4 separate regions of the Mus musculus genome follow, and all the other regions are linked to region 1. A link is a loop called in an ENCODE intact Hi-C map of the cell type or tissue named here. Cell type or tissue: left cerebral cortex. All regions are shown on one strand.

What was found. A loop is a pair of places that touch in the nucleus more often than their neighbours do. Peaks named below come from ENCODE experiments on the same cell type or tissue, not always from the same donor. Only the 100,000 strongest peaks of a DNase experiment are listed, where the experiment ranks them.
Region 2: a loop joins it to region 1, with 2.5 times the contacts of the local background. A loop is called at or near these places in 2 of 42 quality-filtered maps.
Region 3: a loop joins it to region 1, with 5 times the contacts of the local background. A loop is called at or near these places in 2 of 42 quality-filtered maps.
Region 4: it touches region 1 in a loop (8-fold over the local background); 7 of 42 quality-filtered maps call a loop at or near these places.

What each region holds. Positions count from the first base shown.
Region 1 is chr13:75,937,870-75,945,869 of GRCm38, forward strand. Rhobtb3 (Rho-related BTB domain containing 3) reads right to left here and starts at 5,955. Exons shown (of 12, transcript NM_028493.2): 1 at 5,662-5,955; 2 at 5,338-5,563; 3 at 1,583-1,769. The coding sequence starts at 5,663. In left cerebral cortex, CTCF peaks have their summits at 4,229 and 5,007; DNase peaks (open chromatin) are centred at 3,225, 3,748, 5,467, 5,617 and 1 more place; H3K4me3 peaks cover 2,533 bases; H3K27ac peaks cover 1,396 bases.
Region 2 is chr13:76,053,240-76,061,239 of GRCm38, forward strand. It overlaps Gpr150 (G protein-coupled receptor 150), which reads right to left and starts at 3,757. Exons shown (of 1, transcript NM_175495.2): 1 at 1,612-3,757. The coding sequence starts at 3,585. The coding sequence ends at 2,302. Arsk (arylsulfatase K) reads right to left here. Exons shown (of 8, transcript NM_029847.4): 8 at 7,183-8,000. In left cerebral cortex, a CTCF peak has its summit at 3,171 (motif pointing left); DNase peaks (open chromatin) are centred at 1,627, 2,269, 2,537, 3,161 and 1 more place; H3K4me3 peaks cover 1,982 bases; H3K27ac peaks cover 1,936 bases.
Region 3 is chr13:75,835,405-75,843,404 of GRCm38, forward strand. It overlaps Glrx (glutaredoxin), which reads left to right and starts at 4,482. Exons shown (of 3, transcript NM_053108.4): 1 at 4,482-4,771. The coding sequence starts at 4,565. Gm41005 (a long non-coding RNA gene) reads right to left here and starts at 5,664. Exons shown (of 2, transcript XR_873685.2): 1 at 5,363-5,664. In left cerebral cortex, no CTCF peak of the experiment used is centred here; DNase peaks (open chromatin) are centred at 4,482, 4,933 and 5,433; H3K4me3 peaks cover 2,898 bases; H3K27ac peaks cover 1,728 bases.
Region 4 is chr13:76,093,977-76,101,976 of GRCm38, forward strand. Arsk (arylsulfatase K) reads right to left here and starts at 4,684. Exons shown (of 8, transcript NM_029847.4): 1 at 4,398-4,684; 2 at 1-41. The coding sequence starts at 4,532. It overlaps Ttc37 (tetratricopeptide repeat domain 37), which reads left to right and starts at 4,758. Exons shown (of 44, transcript NM_001081352.2): 1 at 4,758-4,853; 2 at 5,395-5,464. In left cerebral cortex, no CTCF peak of the experiment used is centred here; a DNase peak (open chromatin) is centred at 4,729; H3K4me3 peaks cover 1,939 bases; H3K27ac peaks cover 960 bases.

The DNA.
Region 1 (8,000 bases):
AGGGAGGGCACCAGAGAAGAGGGGAGAGGTTAGAAGCACCAGGAAACAGTAGCTCCGGTAGTGGAGCAGGAAGTGTGTGGATAATTTCAAAGAGAGAATTGTGACTTAAGTGCAACAAATTTGACAAACAAGCATTTAATGCTCACCCTGGAGAGCTTAATGCAAACACAACAGCTGAAGGGAAGCTCCAAGAGGCTGGGGGAAACTGTCTCAAGAATTAAGGATAACTCTTTCAAGAATCGTGAATCGGAAAGAAAAAAAAATTGGAGAAGTCCTGAGAATGTGAGGCCAAGGGCAGGTCAAGGTTGTTTTCTCTGTAAGTACTAGGGTGAAACATACCTGGCCAGCAATCCCCTGGAAGGGACAACCCAAGTATCAGAAGGACAGTGTAGACATAGTTCATGGCACATTTATGCAATGGCATAATATACAGCAGTTAAATGAGGAAGGAGTATGCACACACTCCTACTGTGCAACTCTGTATGTGTGATGTTCAGGGACAGGCAAGACCATCAGAAGCCAGAGAGCAACAGCGTCCTCTACAGAGGATGTTACACTTAAGTAAACACATTAAGCCGTACTCTTGGGTTAGCAAGCCATGGGTTCCTTACAGTGCTGGTTAGTTTTATGTCAACTCGATAGCAGCCAGAGTCATTTTGGAAGTGGAAACCTCAATTGAGAAAATGCCCCGTGGTACATCCTGGCTGATAACTGATGTAGGAGGCCCCAGATCCATGTGGGATCTACCTCGCCTGGTTTGGTGGTCCTGGTTCTGTAAGAAAGCAGCTTTAGCATGTCACGAAGGGTGAGCCAAAATGTAGCACTCCTCAACGGCTTCTGCTTTAGCTCCCACCTTGAGATCTCTGCCCTGCTTGAGTTCCTGTCCTGATTTCTCTTCGTGATGGAATTACTTGCAACAGCCCCAACTTCCTTTGCGCCTTATCACAGCAACAGAAACCTAACTAAGACACTTTGCTAGACCACGATCTCAAAAGTTTTTTTTTTCAAACAAAGAATTAAAATTTAAAGACTGTTTGACTAAGGAAATGCCATTGAGTACATTTAGAAGATACTATCAATTCAAAATGAGTCTTGGGTTGTCCTTGAGATAGCTGATGATCTTGTGCACAAGAGCACAGTCTGAGACGGACTGAGTCATCGGAACCTGCCAAGCATGTTGTAATAAACAGCCCTTTCTTGGGCCGAGCTGTGCGTGTGTCCCACTCACTCCCAGTTATCTGTCTAACCATCCTGCTCACATGCACACATCTCTGCATGGGGAATGTAGCCTTGCCCATGGAATGGACCTTAAGATAGTCAATAAGATATTATTTAGGCTCAAAGCCAGTCTAATAATACACTTCGTATGTCAAAAGAACACAATTACTGATGTGCAGTAGGAGAGCAACTTAAGGGAAGATTTGTATGTAAACCACAGTAGAAGTTTGTGAATCTCCCATCTGGTATCTAAAGAACAATGAGTTGTTTCCATTTTCAAACAGAACTGTATTAATCATTAATCAACTCTTCTTTGTAAACATGGTGTTTGCATGCTCATTACAAAAAAAAATTGCATACTTACCATTTTGTCTCGTACCAACAGCCGCAATGATTACCGGAACTGAGTTTGATGCTCTTTTAATCACTGGAATATAGTTATCCTTTACTTCATGGAATGAAAACTTGTCATTTACATTGTATTTGATCACAATGATGTCGGCACCCCCAATTAGGTTTCGGGAGGTGTACCAATCACTGTCAAAAATGTCCTAAACAAAAATGCAAACGTCAACATTTAGTTCGTTTATCTTCAAATCATTCCCCAAACTCATTGTCATATCAGTTATAATTATAACTGTTCGTGTAAATGTTCCATGTATGTTGGCTTTTAGAAGTTATGAAAATATATTTTTAAATGACATGGTGGTTTGATTAAGGATGGTCCTATAGACTGTGAATGCTTGGTTTCCAGTTGGTGGAACGCTTAGGAGGTGAGTAAAGTGCTGGACTAGGAATGCTCACACCTCGATCTGTGAATGTTCCAATCAAGCAATATCTACGTGACAGAGCTTTTAGCCTATGACAGAAATGCCTGTTTACAGAGAGAGGTTCTTGTCCCATCTCCATACCTAACCTCCTTAGGAAGTCTATTGAGAACGAGAGTTGCATTGCAGAATTTTTAAATAGGGACAAATTATCAACAACACTAAGAGAACACAAAAGAACAGAAATAGGAAGGCAAACAGAGCTATCAGGGTCTGACTGAGGACAATTCAGGATATAGTATTAGGGTATAAGGGGCAACGGGCACGGGGAGAAGTGGCCACACCGATATAGCTCAAAAAGATGAGAACACCTAACTCCCAAGTCAACAAAATGCAAACTCTCACAGGTCTAAGCATATCTGTAAATATTCACATTCAGAATATGCAAGTGAAACACAGTAAGGAAGCTGAAGGGTAACAGTAATAACAAGAAAACATCAGAGACCTGGGATTCAAACCCAACAGCCATTGAACACCTAGAAAACAAGGTAGAAAGTGGTTTTCACATTCCAGTAGTTAGGAATCCAGAGTTATCAGAGAATTATGTGGGGGTAGGGGGGGGGGCATTAAGAGAAAACATGGGGAAAGGGGGCTTAAGTAGTAGCAATTTACTCTGTGGTATTGAGGCTAAGACAACTGCAAACACTTAGTTGTAACACAATCTAGAGCTTCAAGCCCTGTATAAGAAAATAGTAATAAACATCATGGTTTATTCATTTTTTTATCCATTCATTCATTTCTCAATTCTTTGAGACTGTCTAATGTAGCCCAGGCTGGCCCAAACTGATAACTCTCTTTCCTCTGCCTCCCAAGAGCTGGGATTATAGGCAGGAGCCAGGAGGTCCAGCTAACCTCATTGCATTAGAACATAATTTTTACAGAGAGGAAAACAAAAATCTAGAAATATGAAATTAAATAATAATATGACTACAAAGGAGAGAGGTAGGAGAATATAAGCCATGAACTTTATCTAGTGAATTTGAAACAGATTTCTTTTAAAAGTGTCAAGATAGATGGCAAGCAGCCAGAGTAGGGCCAGCCAGCTACAGAAAGTAACTAGAAAAAAGGGAAGCTCTCCCAGATCCTTCCAACCCCATGGCAGCAGCAACGCCTTCCTTTTAGGCTACATCACAGAGAAAATGATCCACTGGTTTCTAGAAATATGAGGAAATCCATGTGTCCCAGCCCTTGTAAATCAGTTCCAGGATTTCCCTGGGATGTTACACAACAAACTTGAGGGGGCCCACACTGGAGAGTCAAGCTTATCTTTTAAAACACAAAATCTAAGTTCCTACAGGGAAACAAGAACTTGATTCATTCTGTTTGATGAGTGTGTGCAGGTCCTGCACTGGTGTAAATCTTGACTGACATGAGAAACTCTCCCATGCTTAGTGTAAGTACTATATGACTGCACTAAAGCTGTAATATGCACTTTATTATGGCAGCTATCGCTTTTGGAGCACCTAGAGCCACCATACTTGGGACTTTACCCTTCAGCACAGCTCTAGGATAGATAGGGAAAATAAGCCTGAGAGGGGGGTGAGCAATTTACCAAAACCACATATAGTGAGAGCATGGGGTGTGAAAGCTGTTCCTTTTGTTGTCCAAAGCGCTGTTTGATATTCCGACTCAGTACATATGCCAGTCCCAGCTGACAGGCATCACCAACCTTCATATTTCTGGCAGAATTTACTTGCATTCAAGAGGAAGACCCAGAAGCTCAGAGTGAATAACTGCCTATTTAATTCACTGCGCTTGAGGGCTCATCCAATCTGGGAAGTTGTACCCAGTGACGAATGTGTCGTCACAGACTGTGAGCACACACAATTGGAATTCCCTTTATAAACCATGACAGTCAAGATGTGACAAGAGTCAAGACCACAAAGCTTATTTTTCACCCATTTTGAAGATTTTGTGTTATCTATTTTATTCTTATAAAATGGCTGGCTCTTGGCTAAATGGACACAGGCAGGAAAGGGTTAACTCTCAAATTAAAACAAAACAAAACAAAAAGCAAATCCCAACATCCTAATTCATCTTCTCTTATGTTTTCTGTGTCTACTCCATTGATTCATTGCACATTTATTCAACAGTATACTGAATAAGTAATACTTTTAGGCTACAAAATCTTTCATAATAAAAGGGCTCAAAGTAACTGTGCCTACCAGTCCTCCCTAGTGGCATCTTTTGATACTGTCATCACTGTCATACTTGAAGGTTAGGTAGCATCCTTTCATTTATTTCAGCACACTGATATGAGTTTCCAGTTAAAGAGTGCTTTCTTTCCATAATAGGAAAATATGCTCAAGAAAATTTTCTCTTTACTTTTTACACATTTCTATTCAAAAGTATGCTAGTTCTCCTTAGCTCTGGTAGTTTTCTTAAAAAAAAAACTGTCTTTTTAATGTAAAAATCTCACATAATTTGTACCTTTTTTAAGACCCAAAAGTTTAAACATTTATATATTATGTATATATAGTAATCTTTAGCTGAAAAATATATAACTACAATATCAGCAAGAAATCACAGATTTAAAATTAAATGAAGACACTTGAAATACATAGTGCTACTGTGTTATGAAGATATTTGTAAGTCAGGGAGCTGTCTTCTTTGTCCTTTTATCAAACACTTCAGAGTCAAGCTACTCAAGAGACAAGCTAAGACTTATTTTATTCAACTATCATAAACATGAAGATTTATTTAAGTTCTTAGTGGTATTTCCAATTTATTAACCACTAAAACAAAAGGCTAATATATGAGCATTAGCACTATTAAAAACTAGTCTTTTCAGAGGTTAATAATCAACAAATAAGCCATTTAAAATTAGTTCTCAAATCCCATTCTTTTTTCCCTTGTTCCCATACTATTTTTGACCTGTCCCTGTCTAGAGTATTTTTGCCTACGTTGAGCTGTAAAGGGCAGTATTTATAGAACACATCTCCCTATCCTCCACGAGGTGGACATGAAAACATGACTCTTGGCCAGTGGAACTTCGCGACCCTGTTTGGGGTTGGCACATTCAACTGTCAGCTGTCCATCCACTAAAGAACAAGTCTTGAAACACAGTAACGGCTCTATATTGCCCTGGGGCCATTTTACCTTACAGACGTGACTGGGCTGCCCCCACCACCTCCAAATTGTAACAAAGGATGGGATTTGCCAAAAAATGTAAAAACACAAAAACAAACTAAAAAAACTCTCCAGGCAATCAGGAAATTAAGAAACAAGGGGAGGAGGGATCCAAAAAGGCAAGCTCCTTCCTCCTGGGCACCGCGCAGCCACTGCCCCTTACCCAGACGGGACAGTCGTGCACCACCAGCTTGACGTTCCCGAACGCACTGGCCTGGTACTCAGTGAACACCGGGCGCGCGACCGTGCTGGCCGCGTTCAGCAACAAGCTACTCTCGTCCCCCGACACCAGCGGGCTTCTTCCCAGGTATGTGCGGATGAGCCCCGACGGCCGGTTGTCCTGGTGGAACGTGTCGCCCTCGTTCCCCAACGCCACGATGTGGATGGACCTGCGGGGCCGAGAGGGGCGCGGTGAGCGGGTGGGTACAGCCAGGGCGCGTGGCACGTCCCGGACCCAGACCGTGGCAGAACGGCGACGCGTACGTACATGATCGCGGCTGGCAGGGCGGCGCGGAGATGGCAGCGGGCGGCCTGGCGGGGGCCCGGGCGACGCTCTCACTGCAGTCAGCTCATCCCCGGCCGCGGCCCTCCCGCTCCTACGACGCGGCGCTACCGACGCAGAGGAGCGGGCCGGGAGTGAGCGGCCGGCCGGGCGCTGGCAGCGCTGCGGTCCCTGGTCGCCGCTCCTGGCCGCCGCGCCTCCGCCCGGGCTCCGCCTCCGCTCGGCGGGGCCGGAGGCCCGCACGTGTCGCCCCGAGAGTCCGGCGCGCGGGGGAGCTGGCTGCTGGCCGAGGCCGCGGGACACAAAGGAGCGGTGGGCGCGGGGACGACGCCGGAGCCCGGGAGCAGCTCGCCGCCAATCCGCCTGCAGCAAGTTTCCTCAACTCGGAAGGCTGAAACCTGAGCCGGGAGCGGGGGAGGGGCGGCCTGGCCCCCGCCGGGGACCAGAAGAGAGCCCAGCCAGGAGGCAGCCCCCTGCCCACCCCGCGGTCCCGTACCCACCCCAGCCTTCGCAGAAAGTGTGTTATCGTTTTGTCAATTTACAACATGCGCTTTGGCTGTTTTGTAAAATCGTACTTGTGAAGAAGGAAAAAAAAAAAAGGCAACATTCATGCAGCTGCAGAAAAGGTTCTTTGTTCACGCACCAATTAATTTGCGGGTGCCACTTTGGAAAGGTCATTTACTATTGCAAGCTATATTTGGCATATTTTAACCAAGATTGTGGAATTTGAAGTGTTGGGATTTTTAATGTGTGTGGTTTAAAAAAAAAAGAAAAAAAAAAAAAAGAAAGTTGTAGCAGTTTACTTGGATTTTTTTCAGTACACATTCCAGTTACATTATTTAATAATAGCTCACTGAAAAAGAAGGATCATGTTAATGTAAGGATATTTTAGATTCTTTCGTGATGACACACAGAAGTAAAGCTTGTGGAGGCCCCAAAAGGGCCTCAGACTACCTCCAGTATAAAACACCATGAGGACTGCTAATACTAGGACAGGCCAAAGGCTACTCTGGGGCTCCCTCATAAATATTAAAATTCTCACAAGCATCTCACACACAGTTAAGAGTTCTTGTTTATCTTTTTGATTATTTGCTCTGCTTTGAAATTGGGCTTGTTTTCTCTGTTAAGTGGACCTGTTTTGAGAACTAGATGTTTAAAAGGTCCTGGGAAGACTGAGGAAAACAAGAAGCTGGGAGATGGCCACAACTGTTTATTAGGAATCAGTATTGCTCAGCTGAGACAGAATTAGCTTCCTGTCCATAGACAGGGCAGGGCAGGGGGCGTTCTCTATGTAGTTTACTTAGTCCTCTCTGTTCTTTGAGATAGGTCTTCCCTCCTCAGCCTCCCAAATAGCTGTAATTAGAGTCACTAGTAAAGACAAAACCAAACAAAAACAAAACCAGCCCAGGCTATATCGTGAGCTCCAGAAGAGCCAGTTACATAGTGAGACCCAGTCCTAAATAAATAAATAAATAAATAAATAAATAAATAAATAAATTTTTTCCTTTGTGTCCAAGTACAATGTTTTGTAGTTTCTGGAAATAACCATCCTGAAAGATGCAAATGTGCAGAGTCACAGTTCCTCTTGGATCAAAAGAAAGTATACGGTCTCATCAGTCTAATGGCCCACCAGTCAAACACCATGACACTGAAGTGCATAAATAGATAAAGAATATAGCTTACTGTGAGACTACGCCGGGGCCTAGCAAACACAGAAGTGGATGCTCACAGTCAGCTATTGGATGGATCGCAGGGCCCCCAAAGGAAGAGCTAGAGAAAGTACCCAAGGAGCTAAAGGGATCTGCAACCCTATAGGTGGAACAACTTTATGAACTAACCAGTATCCTGGAGCTCTTGTCTCTAGCTGCATATGTATCAAAAGATGGCCTAGTCGGCCATCACTGCAAAGAGAGTCCCATTGGACTTGCAAACTTTATATGCCCCAGTACAGGGGAACACCAGGCCAAAAAGTGGGAATGGGTGGGTAGGGGAGTGGGAAGGGGTAGGGTATGGGGGACTTTTGGGATAGCATTGGAAATGTAAACGAGGAAAATACCTAATAAAAAATTAAAAAAAAGAATATAGCTTACGTAAATATGAACCTTTTTTTTGAGTTGTTTTCTCCTGTACTGCCTAGGCTGATCTAGAACCCTTGGGCTTACTAAGCAGTCTTCCTAGATCAAATTTCCAGAGCAGTTGAGACTATAGATGGTTAATGAGTTATGAACTAGCTTTTGTAAATGAAGGTAAACTCATCACATCTTATACCATGGATGATCCTTAACGATGTGGTGCTATGTGAAGTAAGCCAATATGGAAGAGAA
Region 2 (8,000 bases), 120 kb after region 1:
GTCCTTGTTTGCTCTCATACATTGAGTCTTTCCCCACAGTGGTCTCTTGGGCCATTGGCCACTTTCAGATCTTGAGAACAGACCACTTTACTTTGTAATAGATTCTGTCTATTGTCTACTCTGCACTGAATGTGCCTCACTTTGCATGAATCACAATGCTAGAAGACTGGTGAAGGACAGAACAAGAGTAACATGCTCACTTCTGCCATTTTGAACAGAGCAGTAAGGTGCAGAGGGAGCTTGAGAAATATACTAGAGGGTCCTTTTGACCAAGTTGTCACATAGCTGACCTTCAGTGGAAAAGATTAAGAATCAAACACTCAGAGCCAAATTTACCCCAAGTTTAGATAGAAGAATCCATGTCCTCATATAAGACAGGGTTGTCTGGCTTCTATCAACAGGTCCAGCTAGCTCACCCAGAAGGTGCTTAGAGAGTTTTCTGAGCATTAGTGAATTCCAGACCTTCCTTGGACAGACTTCTTTCTGTTATAGCAAGGTTCTTTCCAGGGGCAAGAGAGTAGGGGAAATGATGTTGAATCCATGGAAAGCTGGCGCAAGGACACATTCTTGTTAGGTGAAACCCATACTAGGTTCTCATAGAAGAACACCTTGGGATTATTGCTGGGTTGAGCAAGTGGGATAAAAGTACCTTGAGTAGCTGCTGTTCTGCACCTGCCATTTCTTGGCAGCTCACAGCTAGATAAGCTAGCCTCTCCAGGGAAGATGATGCCAACCTCCAGGCTCCAAATATCCAACTAGTACAAAGGAGGACAGACCTGGGTCCCTTCTACTAGGACTTACCATGGGCTTAACTGGTATATCTGCTAAGAAATAGTATTCTGGAGGAATGGAGATTTCCTTTAGCTTATCTTTTATGTAACCTACCTATATCAAGTTTTGCTAAATTATGCAACAAATCTGCACTGAGTGGCTCCTATGTTTCACATGTTGTAGAAGTATATAATTATCCACGAACAAAACACAATCCTCACAGATTATGACTTGTGTAAACAACCTTTAGCCAGTCCCTTCCCCTCTGCCTCTTAGTGGCACATTTACTTATGGACAAGAACTCAAGTTTTGTGAAAGATGTGAGTTCTCAGGTGCAGGACATTGTATGGTGCTCAGAAATCCTACGACTTCCCTTAGAAGCAAGAACAGTGAAGAGGAAGAGGTCATGCATCAACTGTTCCCTGATTTAATCCTCTCTGACTCACATGAATAAGCTAGACATTTTTTTTGTTTGTTTAAGACAAAGAGTCTATGTAGTCCAGACTATTCCAAAACTCACTACTTAGTCGATGTTGGCCTCAAATTCAAGACAATGCTCCTGCCTGGGTGCTGGGATCACTGGCAGGGCCTCTACTTCACCTGTTTAGGTTTGTTTTTAAACAGTTCTCTACCTACACAGAGCTTTCTCCTGCAGATCTCAGAGCACTTGAACAGTAAGTACCATCCTGCCACATCGAATTGACACTTTCCCTCAAGACTTTGCCTTTAGGAGCTTAATGTGGACAAACTTAGAAGCTGGTCTGGGCACAATAGCTCTATGTCTAACAGAATACAGGCATGCTTGGAAAGGACTAAAAGAAGCGTATGTGCTCCTCCTGTATTCTCAGTTTTTATTGATGTGAAAGTTGGAAATAAAAGCCACACCTATTTTCCTCCCAGAAAGCACATTACTACGTTTTAAAGAAATGTTGTAGCTGCTACGTGGGAAATGCTTTTATTTTTCAAATGCTCTGTCGCTAACGTGACAGCATGATCACTTTCCTACAGTGCTGCTAACAGCACTCCAGATCTCCCCAGGAAGAGCATTATGGGGATTTTCCTCTCGGAAGGAACATCAAATTTGCTACTCCCCAAAGATGCACTTGATTTAAGCACAATTCAAAATCACTACAAACATAATAGCAACGAATGAAAATTTGTCAATTTAGTTAAAATGAATTGTCTAATCTAGAACGTAGTGGGAGTATAAAAGAGAATCGCAAAAACATTGACTCTGGAACTCAGTTTTTTGTTTTGGTTTTTTTTTTTGTTTGTTTGTTTGTTTTACAACTTTCCAAGAGTTTGGTCTCCTCAAAATGGGCGTTATGAGAGGAACCAGAGGGAAGAAAACTAACGGGAAGTGAAAATCATGCCCTTACTAGAAGGAAATAACTGTCGCATACAGGATGCGGGCCGCTTCAGTAGTTCCTGCAGACAGTTCCACTCTTGGTGACTTAGGCAGATCACTTACACCCTCCGTTGTCTGAAGGCTGTGCTACAGTGGCCAAGGACCTGTCCGTTCAGCAGTTCCTAGAAGGCACTTTCACAGGAGCAGGGCGGCGGTCTGGGGCGTGGCGGGGGTGGGCGCAGGCAGCCCTGGTTCCGCTCCTCCCGCCGGGCATGGTGATAATGAGGGTGGGGCCAGCGATGGCGGTGGAGTGCCTGGTGGTCCCCAGCCCATTCGCTGATATCGGCTTCTTCCTCCCGCACGCAGCACAGAACTCCTAGGCGCCTCCGCAGCCTCCGCCAGAGACGGCAGTCGCCCGCCTGGAAGAAAAGGTAGATCAAAGGGTTGATGGCGCTGTTGGCCACCTCTAGGACGCGCATCGCCGCCACCAGGCTCTCTCTCTCCCAGTCACCCGCGGGCTTCGATGACCAGGCGGCTGCCAAGCGAGCGGCGAAGTAGGGCAGGTCGCAGCCCACGAAGAGCAGTGCCAGCGCCAGGCTCATTTTCAAGCTTTGCACCTTGGCTTGGGGCAACGCGCTGGGCAAGGAGGCTCTGGCCATACTGGGCGACCAGGGCATCCTAGCCACCGGAGCCTGAGACCCACGCTGCCACCAGACACACAGCAGGTGGCCGCAAGAGAAGCCTAAGAGAGCGACCGGCGCCGCGAAGCCCACGATAGCTTCATAGAGCGCGTAGACCTGCAGGTGCCAGCGCGGCAGGGGCGCGAAGATGCCCCTGCAGCAATGCTTCCCTGGCCAGGCATTGGCGGTTGAAGATGGAGGAGCATCCCAGCGCACCACGAAGGTCGGAGGCAGCGCCAGTAGCAGAGCCAGCAGCCAGCTCAGGGCAGCCAGGGCACGTGCTGGCAACTGAGGGCCCTGAGGAATGCGCACCGCGAGCTGGCGCTCCAAGGCAATGAGCGCCACCAGGTGGGCGGAGGCGCCCCGCCCCGATGCCTGCAGCAGATGGGAAAGGCGACAAGCCAAGTCGCCCAGAGCCGGTCTCGGGTCGCCCAGCAGCTCCCAAGCCAGCTGCGACAATGCTGTTCCTCCACTTGCGTACAGGTCAGCCGCTGCTAGCTGCACAAGCAGGAAGTCCATCTTGCGACGCTTGGGACCCGGCCAGGGTCCGCTGCTACCGCCGCACAGGCGGCAGAGCACAGTGGTGTTGCCAGCTACCGCGGCCACCAGGATGATCCCCAAGAAGACCAGATGGATCCGGTGGCTGGGTGGCCCGCGTGGAGGCGAATGCGGTCCTGGGACAGAGGCTCCTTGCTCAGAAGTCAGGTTGAGACTCCAGCTTGGCTGAGTGGGTACAGAAAGGTTGGATGCGGGATTCAGAATTGCGAGGCTGAAAGGATCTTCCATCCTTAATCCGGAGGAAAGAGAGATACCGCTTAAAAGGCCAAAGTCTATGAGAGGTGGCGCGGGCCACACCGCTGGGTCTCGGCGATTTCCCAAAGTTAGTTGAAAAAGCACACACACCCAGGGTGAGATGGATACGCGTGGATTTGCGCTTAGTTGTTTGTATAGGTTGTTCTTGGTATTTGTCACTCAAATGTGGGTTGTATATTCGAGGAACACACATGATCCCTATTCTCCACCTTCTCCGCTTTTCGCTTCCTCCCCCTCCCCACTGCCCCCCCCCCCATCCCAGCAGAGCATCTTTCTAATCCACACAGCCGCCTCCCTCAGTGGCATCCGTGGACCTCTAGGCTCTGGAAATCTTGCCCTGTGACATATAGCCAGAAAGAAAGTTGTGCATGTGACCACTGCAAAGGCTAACTAATGTTAACTCAGAATCAATTATGAGATAGATAGTTCCTCGGCTGAGATAGTATCCCCACCCCCAACAATTAATTGTGTGATTGCTAACAGGAAAAATTACAAATGCTACTTTTGATAAAAAAAAAAAGAAAAGAATTTTTTTTTTTGTAATGCCATACGTCTGCGCTAGCTTGAGAAATACAAGGACACAAGAAACCAAGCAGGGTTCCTCTATTTCTCCACTTCCGACCCTGCTGGGCCAGCAGTCTACCACAGAACTACAACCAGTCCTAAATAGTAGTAATAGCTTTTTGAGCAGAGTCATTAGGTGAGCCTTTGATAGGGGTATACCTTCCTCTGCCTGCAGTGCTAGGACTTTAATCCGGAGAGAACTATGGGCCCTCCCTTTGCCTGGCAATTAGGAACAGAGAGGTCTGCAGATGCTTTCCAGTACTCTCTTTACTAGCATCAGGGGATGGCAGCCGCTCTCTCCTCTCAGTGATGCAAAACTCATTTTGTCAGTCTGAAGACAGTACTACCAGATTTTTATACAAATGGTGGTTCATGGATTGAGTCCTTCCTAGTATTTTCTTCTAGTGATGGATGTGTCACGCGGGCTTCTCTGTCTCCTGATTCTGTTTTCCAGCAGATGGGAGGTTGCTGGGAGGGACTACGCCTCCAATAAGCCCAGAGAAAAGGTGACTAAGAAAACCATACAGCAGCCAATTTTTAAAAAAGAAATCCAGTTCACAGGAAATGGTTTAGATTTAATGCTGCCACTTTTAGCCTCATTTCACAAACAATTCACTTTTCCCGTTGGAAGCATCAGTTTGTGCATCCATCAAATTAATCATGGTGAAAGTAAAATTTCTTGTACTTCCTGGTCTTGGGCCAGGGAGGAATGGGTGTCTGTTGCTTCCCAAGCTGTGGGAATGTTTGCAACCTACAGATGCATGAATTAGGGGGACTTGGTAGGATTCGTACCACCCTGCTGGTTGCTGTAGAAATCTCATTTTCCTAAGGTCTATCATTTTGGCTGGAGACATGTGTCGTTTTTCATTATCTATCCAGATCCTCATATTGGTCCTGATACATGGCAGATATCAATCAGTCAATATATGTCCAGTTGATGAATTAGTACCAATTTAAGGCATATCAGATAACTTTGAGCAAAGTTCTGGTCCTGACTATAAATGTATCACATAAGATGCTTTTCATGCCTTTGGTGCCAGTATCATCTAGAAGAGCCCAGTAGGGTCTGAGGGTGTGTGGATGCTGATGTCTCTCTTTGCTGGAACATGAAGGAAGAGGAACAGTGGCTACAATGAAGAGTTTCTTGGTACCGTGTGCTCCAGTCTTTCATTTCTGAGCAGCACCTGGCAACCCATGACTGCCTTACCAAACGTTAGTTCAATTATTTCTCAAAGTAATTCCACAGTTTGTTGGAATATTCTCATAAATAATATACCAAGATTCTACCACTGAAAGTTTATTCCATCGAACTTTAGAAAGACTTGATAAAATATTGATTTTAAAAAAATAGTTGTTTTCCAGGGTAAATGGCAACCACTGCTGCTTGGGTTGCCAGAATCAGTTGTGGCCTTGCAAAACCCATAGGACAAGCTGGTCCTGGCCTTCTCCCCCATGTCCTCCTCCTCCTCCTCCTATTTTAAAAAATATTACCTTTAATCTTTTTTTCTACAGCTCAGTCGTTATCCCCCTCCTATTCTGCCCTCTGACAGTTCCTTATCCCATTCCTCCTCCCGTCTCCAAGAAGATGTCCCCACACCCCACATACCCCAGCAAATCTCCCATTCCCTGGGGCCTCAAGTCTCTGGAGGGTTAGGCGCATCTTCTCTCATTGAGGCCAGACCAGGTAGTTCTTTGCTGTCTATGTGTCTGGGGGTGGGGTGGGGGTGGGGTTGGACAAGCTAGCACACACTGTCTCAGGGGTCCGAGTTAGTTGAGACTGTTGGTCTTCCTATGGGGTTGCCCTCATCCTTAGCTTCTCTCAGCCTTTCCCTAATTCAACCATAGGGGTCCTTGACTTCAGTCTATTGGTTGGGTGTAAGTATCTGCTTCTGTCTCAGTCAGCTGCTTGTTGGGCCTCTTAGAGAATGGCCATGCTAGGCTCCTGTCTCTAAGTACATCATAGCATCAGTAACAGTGTCAGGCCTTGGAGCCTCCTCTTGAGATTGATTCCCAAGTTGTCTTCTGGCCTCCACAGACATGCTCACAAACATTATACACATTATTTTAAAAAAATAATAAATAACAATAAAAATAAATTAAAAAAGGAAAAGTGACTGGAAATAGTAAAAGGGTTCAGTATGAAAGGAACACAGTGTTCATAGACAATAAAAAAGAATGAGACAAAGGATGGCCTATTGAAGTAGAAACTGAACAGGCCCCAGACTTAGTAGGCCCACAGGCCTCAGCACAACTTCCATAATGGTAGTACCATTTAGGCTGTAACACAAGCACCGCCTTTCAAAACGAAAACCAAGGCTAATCTGTTAAAGTCCAAAGTTCTCAGAAAGTCTCAACATGTATTAACCTTGCTTTTCAGCTTCTGTAACTCTGCTCTTGTTAACTGAAGCATGTCAACCTAGGACATGCTTTTTTGAGCTTAAAAGCTCACTCTGAGAAAGGCTTGGAGCGACATTGGGATTTTGAACACCTAGTGTAGTTGCCTGCTTGATATTGGCCTAAATCCATGTCTAGCCAGTCTTCTCTCGTGGATACTCCACAACAAAACAGAATAAATAATGGAACAACTAGGAATACATTCACACCAGCTTCACATTGGGATCACTGACAGTAGGGCTTTACAGACATAGTCAAGACATGAGATAGTGCTCAGGCATCCTTGTGAATGGGTGTTCTTTTTCCCCTTTTAGACAAGGTCTCAGTAGCCCAGGCTGGCCTCTATGCCAAGGGGTGAACAACGAGAGAAAGTAGACTATATTCTGTCGTCAGGAACTTCATTCTCTCTAAATTAGGCTATAAACTTAATTACGTCATTTAAAAGGATTTTAAAGGGGACCTCAGGGCAGTGGCAGGCAGATCTTTGAGTTCAAATCCATTCTAATCTAAAAAATTAGGTTCCAGGACAGCCACAGCCATACACAGAAACCCTGTCTCAAGAAACAAAACAAGTGAATGAACAACAACAAAAAAAAGAATTATACATTTTGATAATTAGTCCAAATTTGTATGAAAAAAATTAAACAAGAGTAGCTGGGACAAAAGAGAATACTACATGTGGCACTGGGCCCCAGGTTGGCAGGACGTCTACATGGAAGAAGCAGAAGACTCAGAAAGGACTCATGGGACCTGGATACGGTCAATCAGATCAGAGGAGGAAAAATGATGATTCAACCTAAGATGTTATATGATGAAGTGCAGTAGGAGAAGGTACAGTTACCCCCCACCCCAAAAGGTTAATCTCTTAGCACTTAAACAAAACTGAAGAAAACAGCAACATTGAAAACTAAAGTTAGATGTTTAATATGAAAAATATTCTACATGGATCAAAGATCTAAGGGCTAAAACCAAAACTTTATGAAGATCAGAGAGAAGAACTTTCTAATAGGACACAGATTCTAAAAGGCACAAAATAGAGATTGATAAACATTTTAAAGAATATTTTAATTTTAAAAATCATATTTATTTGATACAAAGATTTATAATTAAGAAAATACACATTTCCTCCAGGTCAATATCAAAAGACAAGCTAGAAAAATATTATTTCCAGTATTTTTAAAAATATATTTGTTTATTATTTTTTAAATTGTATATGAATGAGTGTCCTGACTGCATTTTGTCTGTGTACTACATGTTTACCTGGCATCCTTGGAGGCCAGAAAAGAGCACTGGCTCCCCTGAATTGGAGTTACACACAAGTTGTGAGCCACTGTGTGGGTGCCAATACTTGGATCTTAGTCCTCTGATGAGTAGCAAGTCCTTTTTTTCTCTTTTGCTTTTCAAAAGGTTAGTATCTAAAAACATATGTA
Region 3 (8,000 bases), 100 kb before region 1:
GTGAACTGGGTTCCCCTGAAAGGCCCGCTGGGCCTGAAAGAGATCAGACAGAGAAAAGAGAGGCCAGAACAAACCTTTCTGTTCAAGGCCTCTGAAGTTTACTGAGAGTCCTTACTTATAAAGAGGGTAGGCCCATCCCCCGCCAGCCCATTCTTGGTGCCTGGAGCCAGCCCCTAGGCAATCTACAGGGTGTGTCAAGGACCTTTCAGCAGGAAGCAGAGTCTCGGAGAAGAGCAAATAGAGCCATCAAGGTCAGAATACTCTACCCTAGGTAAACTCTTTCTTAGTGGCAGCAAGGTCAAAGTCTGGATCAACCTGCTTAGAGGCTGAGGGAGGCTACACTTCTCTGTCTAAGCTTGGTTGTCCTGGAACTTGTTCTGTAGACTTTGAACTCAAGAGATCTGCATGCCTGTCTCCTAAACACTAGGAATAAAGGTGTGGTCCATCAAGCCTGGATTTAAGTTTTTCTTTACCTAGAACAGGTTCTGTCCTAGGCTGGATTTTTTGAGATTTACTTTGTCAATGTAATCAATATAAATCTCTTTACCTTAGCCTCAGCTAGACACTTCAGAAATGGGCAAAAAACAGCCACATTCTCCACCAAAATCCCACAAAACTAGTCTCTAGGCCACACATTGAAATTCTCCACTGAAACCTCTTGAGCCAGGTCTGCTCAGTTCAAATTACTCTCAGCAACAAAGTCTTCTATATTCCTAATAGGATGGCCCATTTAAAACATTCCACTACTTTTCTAATCCAAAGTCCCCAAATCTAAATTCTTCCAAACAAAAGCTGGTCAGGCCTATCACACCCATACCCCAGCTCCTACTACCAACTTCTGTCTTAGTTAGGGGTTTACTGCTGTGAACAGACACCATGACCAAGGCAAGTCTTATAAAGGACAACATCTATTTGGGGCTGGCTTACAGGTTCACCGGTTCAGTCCATTACCATCAAGGTAGGAGCATGGCAGCATTCAGACAGGCATGGTGCAGGCATATAGGGTTGTGAGTTCAACATCTGCTCAGCCACAGAGCTGACTCGGGGGTCCCCACGCCTGGAAAGAGGTCGGGGCTGTGAGGTTCCCAGGTTCTTGGATTCCCAGGCCCAGGGGTCAAGGGGTAACCTTTGGCTGGTCCCATGGGAATAGTCTTTGGCTGACTTGGGCTTGGTGGCAGTAGCTGCAGGGAGTACAGAGAGGCCTTCTACAGGAGATTAGATAGCAGCTCTGTAGGTAAAGGCCTTCTCCATGGCTCCCCACAGCAGATCATGATGAAAAGAGACAGTTCCATGGTTCTAAATCACTTGTTGTTATGGTGGAAAGTAGATGTATAAAACCATACCCTACTTCTCAGAGTGGGCCTGAGATTAAATACTTTTTTGTAGGGAGGGATGTCTGGGAAGGAAAGTTTATTGGCTAAGCCCTCCAGGCCTCTATGTACCTCATTAGCTTAGAGATCTGTCTTTAGCCTACGTGACCATAGGTCATGTTCTTTTCTGAATCTACACGTGGAGGAGCTTGGGGCATTGCCCCTACATGACTGATGGCCGCAAATCTATGGGGGGTTGTGACCAGTGACAGAGGCCTGGTGCCCGGAGCAGGTGAAGGTCCTACCATCCCTTCAGGGGCTCTGGGGTTTCTAGTATTAGGTCAGCCAGGGACTAGGCTACCTTTCATGGTCACACACAGGCTGAGCTGAGAGTTCTACATCTTTATCTGAAGGCTGCTAGTAGAAGACTGACTTCCTGGCAGCTAGGGTGAGGGTCTGATAGCTCACACCTACTCCAAGAGGGCCATACCTTCTAATCATGCCACTCCCTGAGCCCAGCATATACAAGGCATCACACCATTCTCCTGACAGTATCCCCAACTTTCTAATGAATTCCTAAGGATGGAATTGTATATGAGGACCTGTGTGTCTGGCCCAGGGTAACTGATTAATAAGTATTGATTGAATTAGTTCAGGAGTAGACACATAAGGACCATTGTCTTTGCTGTTACCTTCTGTTAGTCTGATGAGTCACACAGCTCCATATTATATTAGCTCTATGAGAAGGACTGCAGAGTAGACACTTCTTTCCTACTAGACTGAGGGCCTCCCAGCTAAGCTCACATGATAAACTGTGCCCTAACCATCATAGGTCACTGTTTTTATATTTTCATTCTTATGCATATGGGTATTTTGCTTGCATGTATGTTTGTAAATCATGTGCATGCCTGGTGCCCATGGAAGACAGAAGTAGTGTGCAATCCTACAGAACTAGGTTACAGACTGTGATGAGCCATACTGTGCATGCTGGAAATCAAACCTGAGTCTTCTGGACGAGCGTGGTATTATCAAGGCCCCACAAGTGGTAGTGCTAGCTTGTCTAAAGCCTGCCCAGCAGTACCACAGAGCAGACTGCAAGGTGTAAGGACACCAAGTAAGGAACCAGGAGGGCTGGGCCCCCAAGAACAGTGCAGCATTCAGTTGGAGTAGTCTGTGTTCAGATCTAGGAGGCAAAACTAGGAGAGCTTGGCTATTCCATGTACTGCAGAGGACAGTAAAGATGCCTTTAACTTTCTGCCCTAGCCATAAGACAGATGATTGCGCTTAGAGGCTGAGCAGAAAGCTGGGCAGTTTGAACACTAAGTCTGAGAGGCTGAAGGCAGGGCTTCTCAGCAGACAATGCTTTCCTGAGACTTGGAGGGGAGGTCCACATATTATTAAATATTAGATAAGGGCTCAGATATTAGTCTCAACTAATCTGAACTGCAGGACAGACAATAGAGTTCTCCTGTATCCAGGTACTATCATTTATAAGATTTCAGGTAAATATAGTAGACTGCAAATCAGATGTTGTAAAATTATAGAAACAGTATACTCAGACAAGGATCTTCATCTGTCTGGAGTTTGGAGTTAGGCATAAAGTGAGACTCCAAGCCCCACGTGACTCTATACAGGTCTCTTGGGAGGTCCCCACATTTCTGCACATGATAAATTCACACTGGTTCTAGGATGCTTAAGTAACTGAGGCATTTCAACAGGCAGAGAGAGATAAGGAGGTCAGATTGCAACAAAGAGGAGGTAAGGAAAACAGGAGTGGCAAATATTGAGACAGGGCAGAATGCAAGAGACCGAAGATCATGGTGGTTCTCAAAATGATCTTTGAGATAGATGAGAGAGTCAGATTGTTAGGAAAAGGAGGAAGGGAAAGACCAGACAAATGAGAAGGAGAGAAAGACTCTAAAGGAACAGCCTGAGCTGGGTGCTTATTCCCCAGGGTCATGTGAACAGCAAGAACCCTCAAGAGGTCCTTGAAACAGCTGGCATCAGAAGGTTGCCAGAAAGTTAAGACTCTAGCCCTAAACTTGTTCAGAATTGTGGGAAGCTATGGGCTGAGAGGTCTACAACCCTGCCATGGGCCAGCCACCTCAGCCATGCAGCCAGGCCGCTTCTCCGTTGGCAGAACTCTCTCTCCGCTTCTTCTGTGGCCCTGACTATTACCATCTGACTGTTATTTTGCCATTTGATGTGGGTAACAGTGAGAGTGACAAAGAAAGCAGCCCCCAGAAGTCAGTTTACTTCTCTTTGGTCACAATGTGCACCAGAGCCGTCACCAGGACATGACTGTAGTCTGACCTCCTGTAAGATACTCTGGTTCTACTGTGGAGCTGGTTGCTTGCTTGGAAAGGTGCTTCAGTCTGACAGGAGTTTTCTCTTCGACTTGCTTATCTACCTCAGCACCACCTCCCAAAGCACCTCAGCTCACTGTCAAAACAAGTCAGACAGGAAAAGATCCACATTCTGTCTGGAATCTCAGGTCAGGGGTTATGGGAGAATTTGTTTCTTACTGAACTGCTATTCAAAGGTCACCAGCCCTAAGGCTTTTGGAGTAAGAGAGACCTATTAAAAAGCTTAGCTTCACAGGTAGGCCCCGTGGCAAAGTTCAGTCACAAATCTACCCCACTGAAAAGGGCTCATTGTTCACCATGAACTCAGAGCATGGCACCCCACTTTTTAAAGACAGAGAGAAAGTACAGACAAGCACATTTTTACATGTCAAGAACCAAGTCCACTAATCACACAAGTACCCACCTTACAGGGCAAAGAAAGCATGCCGGTGCAACCCACAAGGCCCAATCACTATGCAGTCCCCACATCCTATGAAGAGCCAAAGCTTTCCTGAATGGTTGTGTTTTTATTTTTCAAAACAACCGTGTTTCCAAAAGAAGAGAGAGAGAGAATTTGTTCTAAGAGGACCTGGGGCCTCCTACCCAGAAACTGGTCTGCGCTGTCTCTGCTACCCTAGAGGGTGACTTAGTTCTGTTCTTGGGGAGGACACAAGACAGCCTGTTATAGCTTACACAGCCAGTGTGCAATGGTAGGCCTAGGAAGTACTGACTCATACCAAAATGAACTGACTTTGGGGCTGGCCCTTTAAAACTGAAGCATCCTACTTGGTAACTCCTCCTCCAAGGAGGTTCCTTATTAAATGAGAGCTGCTGGCTAAGCGCCGCTGCATTACCGGACCATTACTTTCAACTGCACGTTCCTCCCTGGAGAAGCTGCAGCCTGTCAGCATGGCTCAGGAGTTTGTGAACTGCAAGATCCAGTCTGGGAAGGTGGTCGTGTTCATCAAGCCCACCTGCCCCTACTGCAGAAAGACCCAAGAAATCCTCAGTCAACTGCCTTTCAAACAAGGTCTTCTGGAGTTTGTGGACATCACAGCCACTAACAACACCAGTGCGATTCAAGATTATTTACAACAGCTCACCGGAGCGAGAACAGTGAGTGTGTTTAAATGCTAAGGAAGCGCTGGGGTGTTGCTGTTTCCTTTCCAGAGCTTTGTAGACAGCTAGCTGTGCCTTTTCTAGGATGCCGTTGCCTGGGCTCTGTCCTTCAAAGCAGCCAGAGGACTTTGCAGGGTGTGGGGGAGGGACTCAAGGGAAGACACTGCTCAAATGAGTGGGCAGCAGGACTGCCTGGGAGGACCAGAAGGCAGAACGCTGGTTGGTGTGTGGATAGTGGGCCTGACAGCTGGGCTGGCGGCAGTTAAGTGTTTATCTGAAGGCTTTGTTTTAAGCACTATTTTGAACTGGCAGTGTTCTTCTGGCAAGGCAGGAGGCAGCTTCGAGGCTGGATGTGATCTCTAGCTTTTATGTTATGGATGGGGGCCATAGGCACTCTCTTCCCCCTGTTAGCATGTAGTGGGGTCTGCGGCCCTTCCTTTTCTTTGCACTAGGCTTTCTTTCTTTATCACCTAGTTTGTCCATTCTTACCTAGCCCCACCCACTAGAAAAGTAAATCCTGGACTCCATTTTTGCCTGTGCTGCCTTAATTGTAGGATATTTTCAGGTCTGGTTATCATGATAACTTACTGTATGATCTGATGGATTCTTGCCTTGGAGATCCATCCTCAGTGACGCAGGCTGCAAGATTAGAGGGAGCGCTTCAAAGTCCTGTTCCACAAATCCATATGCAGCTCTCTAAGAACACCTTCCTCCTCAGAAAAGGCTTTCTTTGTGCCTGGGCTGCTGCTGGAATGCCCAGCTCAACAGACTCCAGTGCTGGAAAGTGAGCTTGTTGTACAGTTAACTGGAGTGTTGGGGACAAAGCCGAGGCAGCCCCAACAAGCCAAGAACCTTGGCCACCTGCCTCCAATACCAACTAAAGTGACGCGTGACAGTGAAAAGCAGAGGAAAGAAACTTCCTCAGTGAGGCTTCATTGGGAAGCTGAAAAAATACAGATGTCCATGGATGCCCAAGTCCATAAAATGTATGGTGTGTGTGTCTGTGTACCCTTGTTTACACAACAGCCCAGTGGTTAATGTTGGATGACTTATTTAATCACTCTCAGCCTTACTTTGGTGAGACACCGTCCTTCACTGAATCTGGAGTTCACAGGCTGGGATGGACTGGACTAGCTAGCAGCCAGAACGCCCCTGGGATCTTCCTATCTAGATCTCCCCAGCTTGTGATTTGCACCCAACTTTTTTCTGTGGATTCTGGGGGATCAAACTAAGGTCCTCACTCTCATGCATAAGCACTTACTGATGAGTTACTAGCCGAGCCATCTCCCTTCTTAACTAGAATCTCCTGTCATCTTCTTAAATGGAAAGCCCGGGGTTTGCAGGCCAGGTCCAGGTGAAAACCCCAGCCCCACCCCTCCCCCACTACCCCTGACTCACCTTAGTCTCAGGTCCAGTTGCTCTCCAGGGGTCAGAACTGTGTGAAATTCTCTTCCTGTGAGGTGGGTTTCTCCACTGACTAGCACCAGGATTTCAGCCTTTCCCAGCTCTGGTTTGGGGTGAAGGTGGGGGTGGGGGTGTGTTTGAGGTTCTTTGTTTTTACACAGTCTGATAGCTAAAGGGAGAGGCATGGGTGGTCTTTTTAGAGTATCCCCTTTCCTGGGAGAGCAGTCCCGCAAGCTCACTTCTTTTCAGGAGCACATTGCAGGGCAGTGTTGGAAGAAACACATTTTTTACTTGAGCTTTAGTGCGACTTGAATGGTTTTCTCTGGGATCTTGGTGTAAAGCATTGGGAATTATTTCATTCAAAAATCTGCATGGTAGTGCCAACCATAAGTGTGTATTTTACAGCTATAGGACGAGGTCTTGGAGCAGGGACACAGCAGAGTGGACAGGGAAGAGAGGCGTATAGACCCTCCAGGTCCTGCTCCAGCTCCCACCAGACATCCTCCTCTCCTGTAGAGTGGGATTGCCTGGGAGAACTTCAGACAATCCCATGCTCAGGTCAAATTCCACATTAGTTGCCTCATAACAGCAGAGTGGTGTAAGACCTGTAGATGGTCCCAGTTACAACAGAATTAAAGAAAATGCTATTCTTAGCTGAGCAGCACGGGGTCTGGAGAAAAGAAAAACAAAACAAAGGCAACAAACCAACAAACAAAAACCAAAATTTCTTCATTTAACAAATGTTTGCATTGATTTGTAAAGCAACACTATTTTTGCAGTGGCCTTTCAACTTTAAAAGTATAAAAGGTGTGTGTGTATGTGTCTGTGTGTGTACATGTACTGGAGGCTGACCTCAGGATGTTTCTCAGTCACTCTCCACCTTAGCTGTTTTGAGGAGGGGTCTCTCAGTGAACCTGTACTCTTGCCATTTTGGTTAGACGGTAGCCAGTGAGCTCCTGTGCCATGCATGACTGTTTACATGGTCGTTGAAGATCTGTACTCCTGCTGTATCCTGAGCCATATCCCTGATCCTGTATACATACTCCCTATCCCCAGCAGGTTCTTGAGTCCAAATCTAAATGCATCTCTTTTGAGGGAAGCACAAATGTTTCCAACTCACTGCTTCTGGTGCTGAATAAGGTTGTGTTTGCATTTTAAGAATGAGAATTTGAGAGTAGTTGGCTGTTTCAGTTGTTCTGTGTGACCCATGACCTCTGGTATACAGCAGGAACTCAGCAGGACCTGATTACAGAAACAGTCCTTAGTCTATCAGTCTACCTCCTGTGGCTCCCTCCAATGTTTTCATCTGTTATTTCTCCAAAGCTCCACTGTTCCTGCCGGGCTTCTGATAGAACTTTGGATGCTTCTTATAGAGCAAATGTTTTCGTAGCAAAGTGTCTCCATTTTGTCTACAAAGGCTTACCTTTTCCTTCACATTCATAGGATGACTTTTCTGGATACAACAGGTACTTTTCAGCATCTGTAATACTCCAGACACATTTCTGCATAGTGGAAATAGAGTCACGAAAATTTCCTATATTTTGAAAAATATGCACTTTGGGGGGAAGACAAATAATTTGATAGTATATCTGGGAGGCAGCAGTGATCTGTTTACAAATAAAATTAACTATGGGAGGGGAGGCAGGGTGGAGGCAGCAAGTGACTGTAGTGGAACCAATGGGTCCTCGCCAAGATGAAGAAAAAGGAGACAAAAAATAAGGGCTAGCATGTGGTGGACTGTGACTGGTGTGTCATGGACCAAACAGGAGGCTGGCATGACAGGCCCACAGTGGGTTAGAGTAAGAAGAGTTAGACCTGAGGC
Region 4 (8,000 bases), 160 kb after region 1:
TTTACTACCTGACTTCCTGGTTGAAATGTTAGTCTTCCATCCTGAAATAAAGAAATTCAACCACTGCTGATTATGCTACAAAAAAATATTTCCTTTAATTTTAAATACAAAATTTACAACCCAAAAGACTTCAGGATGTTTGTTCAAAATCTCACAAAGAGTAAAAAACAACCACAGAGGTATGTTATTAAGGATCCAGTGCTCAAATAAAAATTGAAAGTGTTATGCTCAAATCCATTTACAAAAATTAAGTTAAAGAACTTCTTGAAAAGCTCTTTTGGAGGATAAAGAAATAATTTAAAAATTATATTAATAAACATTAAATGCTTGACATGTGTGTTTATGTATCAGGCATCTTGCAAGATCTAAGGATACAATGGTGAGTTAAAATAGTTTCATATCCATAAAACTTATACACTGTAGCAGAGATAAAAAAAAACAGTAGCAAATTAACTTTTATGTTTCAGTTTGAGTTTCATTGCTATGAAGAGACACCATGACCAAGGCAACTTTTTTTTTTTTTTTTTTTTTTTTTTTGGTTTTTCGAGACAGGGTTTCTCTGTGTAGCCCTGAAACTCATTTTGTAGACCAAGTTGGCCTCGAACTCAGAAATCCGCCTGCCTCTGCCTCCCGGGCAGAGGGATTAAAGTTGCTGGGATTAAAGTTGTGCGCCACCACACCCGGCTTCCAAGACAACTCTTATAAAGGGAAACAGTTAATTGGGGCTGGCTGACAGTTTCAGAGATTTAGTCCATTATCATCATGGTAAGAAGCATGGTAGAATACAGGCCATCATGGTGTTGGAGATGGAGCTGAGAGTTACATCTTGCTCTGAAGGCTGCCAGGAAGAGACTGGATTCTACACAGGGTGTAGCTTGAGCATAGCAGACCTCAAAGCTTACACCCAGTGACACACTTCCTCCAACATGGCCACATCTACTCCAACAAGGCCATATCTCCTAATAGTGCATTCCCCATAGGCCAAGCTTTCAAACACATAGTCTATGGAGGCCGTACCTATTCAAACCACTACATTTGGATACTTATATGAATTATATGTGTGTATTTGTGTATATACATGCATATACACCTTATCCTTTGAAACAGGGTCTCATGTATCTTAGGCAGCCTTCGACTTGCTATAAGGACCTTGAACTTTTGATTCTCAGACTCCATCTCCTGAGTGTTGGGATCATAGGCATACATTACTGCAACCTCTTTGTGTGGTGGTGGGAATTGAATCCAGAGCTTTGTGCATGCAAGAGGAGTCCCATGTGATCTGCATCCCACACATAGCTATACATTTCAATAAATTCTAATTGCTGTTTCTGAATTATGGCATGGCATTTAGTTCTTTTTCATTCTGGGACAAGGAGGATCAAAGGAAAAGCTTAGATTTCAAGCACTGTTCTAGTTTGATTCTGTTGTTGTCACAAACATAACCATGACTCAAAGCAACTTATGGAAGAAAGGTTTATTAGTTCTGGCTACAGTCCATCACTGAGAGAAGTTGGGGCAGGAATTAAGCAGGATCTTGAGGAGTAGAAACCATGGAGGAACACTGTGTGTTGGCTTGGTTTTTGGCTAGCTCACTCACAGTCTTATGCTTAGTGTTTTTATATAGCCCAGAACCACTTAGACAGGCCATAAACTAGACAGGCTGTAAGCTAGACAGGCCAGGAGATACTGATGCTCACAATGCCCCCTGCTCTCCTATACCTATGAATAATCAAGGCACTCTCCCTCTTCTTCTTCTTCCTCTTCTTCCTTTTTAACTTGACACAAGCTGGAGTTATTACACCTCAGATGAGTTATTATACCTCAGATATACCTCTTCTTCTTCCTCTTCTTCCTTTTTAACTTGACACAAGCTGGAGTTATTATACCTCAGATGAAAAAAAATGCTACTATCAGATTGCCTGTGGGCAAGTATGGGGGAGCATTTTCTTGATTAATATGGGATTAATTAATGATTGGTGTGGGAATGTTCACCTAACTGTACACAGCGCTACTCCAGGGCAGGTAGCCCTGGGTTATATAAGAAAGCCAGCTGAGGAAGCCACAGGAGCAAAGCCAGTATGCAGTCTTCCTTCGTGACTTCTGCTGCAGTTCTTGAGCCTTAAGTTCCTGGCCTGACTGGATGGAGTGTGACCTGATACTTTAAAGATGAAACAAAACCTTTCTTCCCCAGCATGTGTTCAGTTACAATGTTTTATCACAAGAGATTCCCCCACAGACATGCTCATAGGTCAGTGTGATCTAGTGATCTAGGCAATATCTCTGGGATAACTTTAGGCTCTATCAAATTGACAATTAAAGCTAGCTAGAAAAAGCATTATCCTGTTAAGTAGTAAAAAAATGACTTATCTGCTATGGCAAGGCCTTAGCATATTGTGTGCCTTATCTTACTTATCTACCACGTCAAGTTATATTATGGGAGATTCCACAGTATATATTCCTGTCCCGCTATTTACTTCTGAAACCAGTGTGGCTGCAACAGTGGGGAGGTGCAGTGTGTGTGGAAGCAGGGTTGTAGGGGGTGCCCTTGTCCTTTAAGGTCCAGGCAGAAGTGCTTTTTATCCAGATATAATTTATATACAACTTACACATTTAAAACGTGCAACTCAAAGGTTTTTAGTGTATCCAGAAAGTCATTTAGAACATTTATATTATTCCCAGGAGCACCCTTAGCCTTCACCCTGGGCTCATTTAAAACTGAGGCAATTACGAACATGCTGTCTGTCTCTACATAGCTGCTTTCTTTGGACATTTCGTATAAATGGATTCATATAAAATATAGTCTGTCATCATTTATTTTGAGGACATAGTTTTCTAGGTCCAGTCACACTGTAACAAGCATGAGTTTTGGATTTCTTTTCTGGTTGCTGAATAATACTACCAAATTCCATCTATACACTTACCAGTACATGGCTATCTAGGTTGTTTTAACTTCTCATCTTCTAGAATAATCCTGTCATGTAGAAGCTTTGGTGCAGACTATGTTTTCATTTCTCTTGGACACAAACACAAGCATACATATCTAGGAATAGAATTGCTGCATTGCATAGTAACTCTATAGTTAGTCACTGTAAAAACTGTCAAATGGTTTTCCAAGGTGGCCACACCACTTTACAAAGCATCTCAACAGCCGTGTATGAGGTTTCTAATTCCTCCATATTCTCATTAACTCTGGTTATTGTTTATGGTGTGTGTGTGTGTGTGTGTGTGTGTGTGTACTAAAGAACTGACATATTAACTGTAAAAAACAACAGGCCAAGCACAACAGTTTCATACTCTGATCATATTTACCTCCACATTCCCTCCTCCCCACCCTTGGCTCTTCCCATATCATCTCACATGACTTCCTCCTATTTTTATGCCTTTTGATTCTGGCTATCCTTATGGGGATCAATTGGTTTGAGCTACATTTCCCTAATGATTAATGAATCTAAGCTTCTTATGATGGGCTTATTGGCTATCTGTGTATATTCTGTGTAGGAATGTCTTTTCAAATCCTTGGCTCATTTTAAATTGCCTAAACCAAGATTATGACAATTTACACTTCCATTGTCTTGAAGGAGTTTTATAGCCTTAGCTTTTACATTTAAATCATTGACTAACTTTTGTTTTTACACATGGTGGAAGGCAGGACCCAATTTTGTTCCTTTCCATGTATATATTTACTTTTCCAGCACTACTTGTTTATAAGACTATTTCTGGACTCTTAATTCTACTCTACTGGTCTGAATATTTATTGTTCTGCATGTAAAGTACTATTGTGGCTATTGTAGCTTTACCATTAGTTTTGAAATTAAAAGCTTTTTTTTTTTTTTTTTAAATCAGTCTTCTTTTTCATGTTTTTTTCCCCTTCCCAATTCGAGGTCCTTTCACTTTCCATATGAATTTAAATCAAATTTAAGGTGATGCATACACAAATAACTTCTTTAAATCAGTGCTAACACAAGTATAGAATGTCTAGATTAGTGGTTCTCAGCCTTTCTATGCTGCAACAGTTTAATACAGTTCCTCATATTATGGTGACTCTCCCAACCATACGATTATTTTTGTTGTCACTTCATAACTGTAATTTTGTTAGGTATGAGTTGTAATGTAAATATCTGATATTTCCGATGGTCTTAGGTGACTTCTGCAAAAGGTGACTCGACCTCTCCCAAGGGATCGAGAGCCACAGGTTGAGAATTGCTGGTCTAGTGAATAAAGTTCAAGGAGCAAAGCCCAGGAGTTAGAGACTGGCTTCTTTCTACTACTTTATTAGTATGCACATGCGTGCTTGCAGGTGTGCGCATGCGGGACCTCTCAACCCCAGGGTCCTGTTCCCTGTGATGTTTCTCCACAGGCTCTGGGCGGTGTCTGCTCCCCGTCCTTTGGGTACTTACGAAGGAGTCACTGGCGACCAGCACCACGTTGGGCGCCTGGTTCACTTGCATCCTTTTCTTCTGTGTTCTGGGGGCCGGTGCTGCGAGTGCTAACGCTGCGACCACCGACACCAACAGCAACAGCATCGCGGGCATGGCCGTTCAGAAGCGGCTGCTGAGCGGGTCTCCTGTAGCCTGCTCTCCAGTCATGAGCAGGGGCCGGACTCTAGGGACAAGACTAGAAGTTTGGCTTACAAATACAGAAGTAAATATGAGCGGCACCTAGAAACTACACCTCCCATCAGGCCAAGGGCAGGCGCATGCGCAAAAACCAATCGCGCTCAGCCCATGTGAAGACCGTTTTAATCAAATTTCGAGCTAATGATAGCTCTGCCAGTTCCTCTCACTCAAGCGATGTCTGGGGAAGCGCGCATGCGTTGTTCAGACTTGTACTTTGTGGCAGTCCCACATGCCCAGGTGGGTTCTGATCGCTTCGGTTTTGGCAGAAGTTGAAATCTAAAGGCAGTAGAAGTGGTATTTAGGGGGAGAAAATACTGAGCATGAGCGTGATGTTACGGGCTGTCTTCCTTTTGTGCGGGGCTGAATGTTCGCTGACAAAGTGAACTTGGCGGTGATGAGGTGGCAGTGATTCTGTCACTTGAATTGGATTGGGTTGTGCCTATATGGGACTTTAGGCTAGGTCACCTCGTGTGTGGTCTGGGTAGTGGTGTGGATTTCTGCTGCGTTCCGGAACCCTAGTCAGGAAGCCCCCCTCATCGTATTTCCTCCGTTTGCCGACCTGTAAGGATTATGCTCATGTGGGTTGAAGAGCGGGCCTAATAAGTTTCAGGTTCCAGATACGGAACAGCTTGGCTGTTCTTTGTCTTTGGAGTAGCAATAGGGACCGGTTCTAAAAGGTACAGATGTGGACTGTGTGAAGTGTGCGGTTAATTGATGTATGCTCGGAGTAACATTGTTGGGTATAGAATAATCAGCTGTTCCTTTTTTTGATTGCTAGATTCCTTTGGAGAATTCTGGAAGAAGCACGTTTCTATTTTCAAGTCAAATTATTCACTGATAAGTTTCAGGTATATATAATTGTACATTACACCACTTGTGTTGATTTTCTGGCAGGAAAAGGAGGAGTAATGCTATTTATTTAAAATCTCAACTCTCATATCTGGCAGCCTTGTGTACAGATTAATTGTAATAAAACACCTTACACATCTAATACAGAGCGGTATGTGTTTAGTGTCTGTTAAGCTTTACTGTATATTTACTGTGTAGCATGCTTTACGTGGAATGTACTCCTTAATCTTCACTTAGACTACTTTACAGATGCGAAAACAGAGAGGTTAAATAACTTTTCAATAGCTTATCTAAGTAGATTACCTCCTAAACAGGGCACACTCCCCAGAATTGTGTTGAGTAAATTTGGAATGTAGGACATACTTTACAGAAACAATATCAACTGGTGCTTAGTTTTATAAAAATTACATTTGGTATTCTTTTTTTTTTTTTTTTTTTGCATAGTAATGATTCGTTGAACACAGATGATCCTTGAAGGCTCTGTTTCTGCAGGCCCTTGTTCTGAGGACAGAGCACATCCTTTTCTTCTTTCTGTAATTGCGGTGTCAGTGAGAGCAGGCGCTGTAGCAGGTTGGTGGAATAGGTATTTTAGGGACGCAGTTTCAAAGGGCTGCTAGAACCTAAGAGGTTTCTAGTACTTTTCATCAGACACGAAGTGGGGCATATAAAGGTCCTCCCTGCTAGCTTGTCCAGCCCATACTTCACCTTCCCTGGTGGGAAAACTTCCACTGAGCAGCTCGTTCTATACTCGTGGAGGTTTAAGTATTAAAAGTTCTGATTTAGAGCTGAAGACAGTCTTCTGCTTTTAGCTACTCATTAATTCATTGTGCTTTGATATTACACTGATAAAAGCCTGCCTTCCTGTTTCTTCTCCAATAGTAGTCTTCTCAGTCCTGCTAACTAGTCTTCAGCTAGTTATTGCTTTACTGCAGGTTGCTTCACTTCTTTTTGTTTTCTCCTGGAATCTTAACCTTTTAAATTTAATTAACTAATTATTTTCCTGTACATAGCCACTGCAGCTTCCTTTTCCTCCTCTCAGTCTCCTCCTCTTTCCTCCTCTCCCCTCTTCCCATCCCTCCCTTTATCATCAGAAAAGAGGAAGCCTCCTATGGCTATCAACAGGCCCTGGTATATAAAATTGCCACAGGACTAGGTCCATCTTCTTCCATTGAGGCTAGATGAAGCAGCTCAGTTAGGGGAAAGGGATCCACAGACAGGCCACAGAGTCAGAGACAGCCTTTACGGTTAGGAGTCCCACATGAAGACCAAGCTGTACAACTGCTTCATATGTGCCAAAGACCTGGGTCTGTCCCATGCCTGCTCTCTGGTTGGAGGTTCAGTGGGCCCCTTATAGGCCCAGGTTAATTGATTCTGTAGGTTTTCTTGTGGTGTCCTTGACCCCTCTGGCTCCTACAATTCTTTCTCCCCCTCTTCCACAGTATCACACAAGCTCTGCCTAATATTTGGCTTTGAGTCTCTGTATCTGTTTCCATCAGTTGCCCCTCTGATGACAGTTATGCTAGGCTCCTGTTTCCAAGTATAGCAGAATATCATTAATAGTGTCAGGGGTGGTCTCTCTCTCTCATGGTGTGTGTCTCAGGCTGGATCAATCATTTTGTGGTCATTCCCTCAATTTCTGCTTTATCTTTATTTTACTCCTGCACATCTGGTAGGCAGGACAAATTGTGAGACAGGACAAATTGTAGGTCTCAGCAGAGGAATTTCCTATGGCCAAGGAATAATTAAAGATATGTTCAACATCCTTAGTCTTAAGGAAAATCCAAATCAAAACAACTCTGAGATTCCATCTTACACCCATCAGAATGGCTAAGATCAAAAACTCAAGCGACAGATAACATATGCTGGTGAGAATGTAGAGCGAGGGGATGTGGTTGCTGATGGAAGTACAAACTTGTACAATCACTTTGGAAATCAATTTGGTATTTTCTCAGAAAATTGTGAATAGTTCTACCTCAAGGCCCAACTATACCACTCCTGGGTATATACCCAAAGAATGATCACCCATCCTACAAGGACACGTGGTCTACTATGTTCATAGCAGTTTTATTCATAATAGCTAGAAACTAGAAACAACCCAAATGTCCCTCAACTAAAGAATAGATAAAGAAAATGTGGTACATCTTTTTTTTTTTTTTTTTAACTTTTTTGGTTTTTCAAGGCAAGGGTTTTTCTGTGTAACAAACCCTGGTTGTCTTGGACCTCACTTTGTAGATCAGACTGGCCTTGAACTCTCAGAGAATCCACCTGTCTCTGCCTCCCAAGGGCTGGGATTCAAGGCATGGGCCACCAGACCCCAGGATTGTCTCTTCTTGTTTTAATGACTGCCTTCTGGACATAGATGTTTTTGTTAATCACCGAGTTACTCCGTGAGCAAAGGATCTTTTATGTGTGCATGTGTTTATATGGTTAGGTAGTATTCAGGATAGAGGCTGTGGTTTAGTTCACAAGGGCTGATATAACAAAATACCACAACAGAAAACTATTTTCTCATAATTCTGAAGCTTAGAAGTCCAA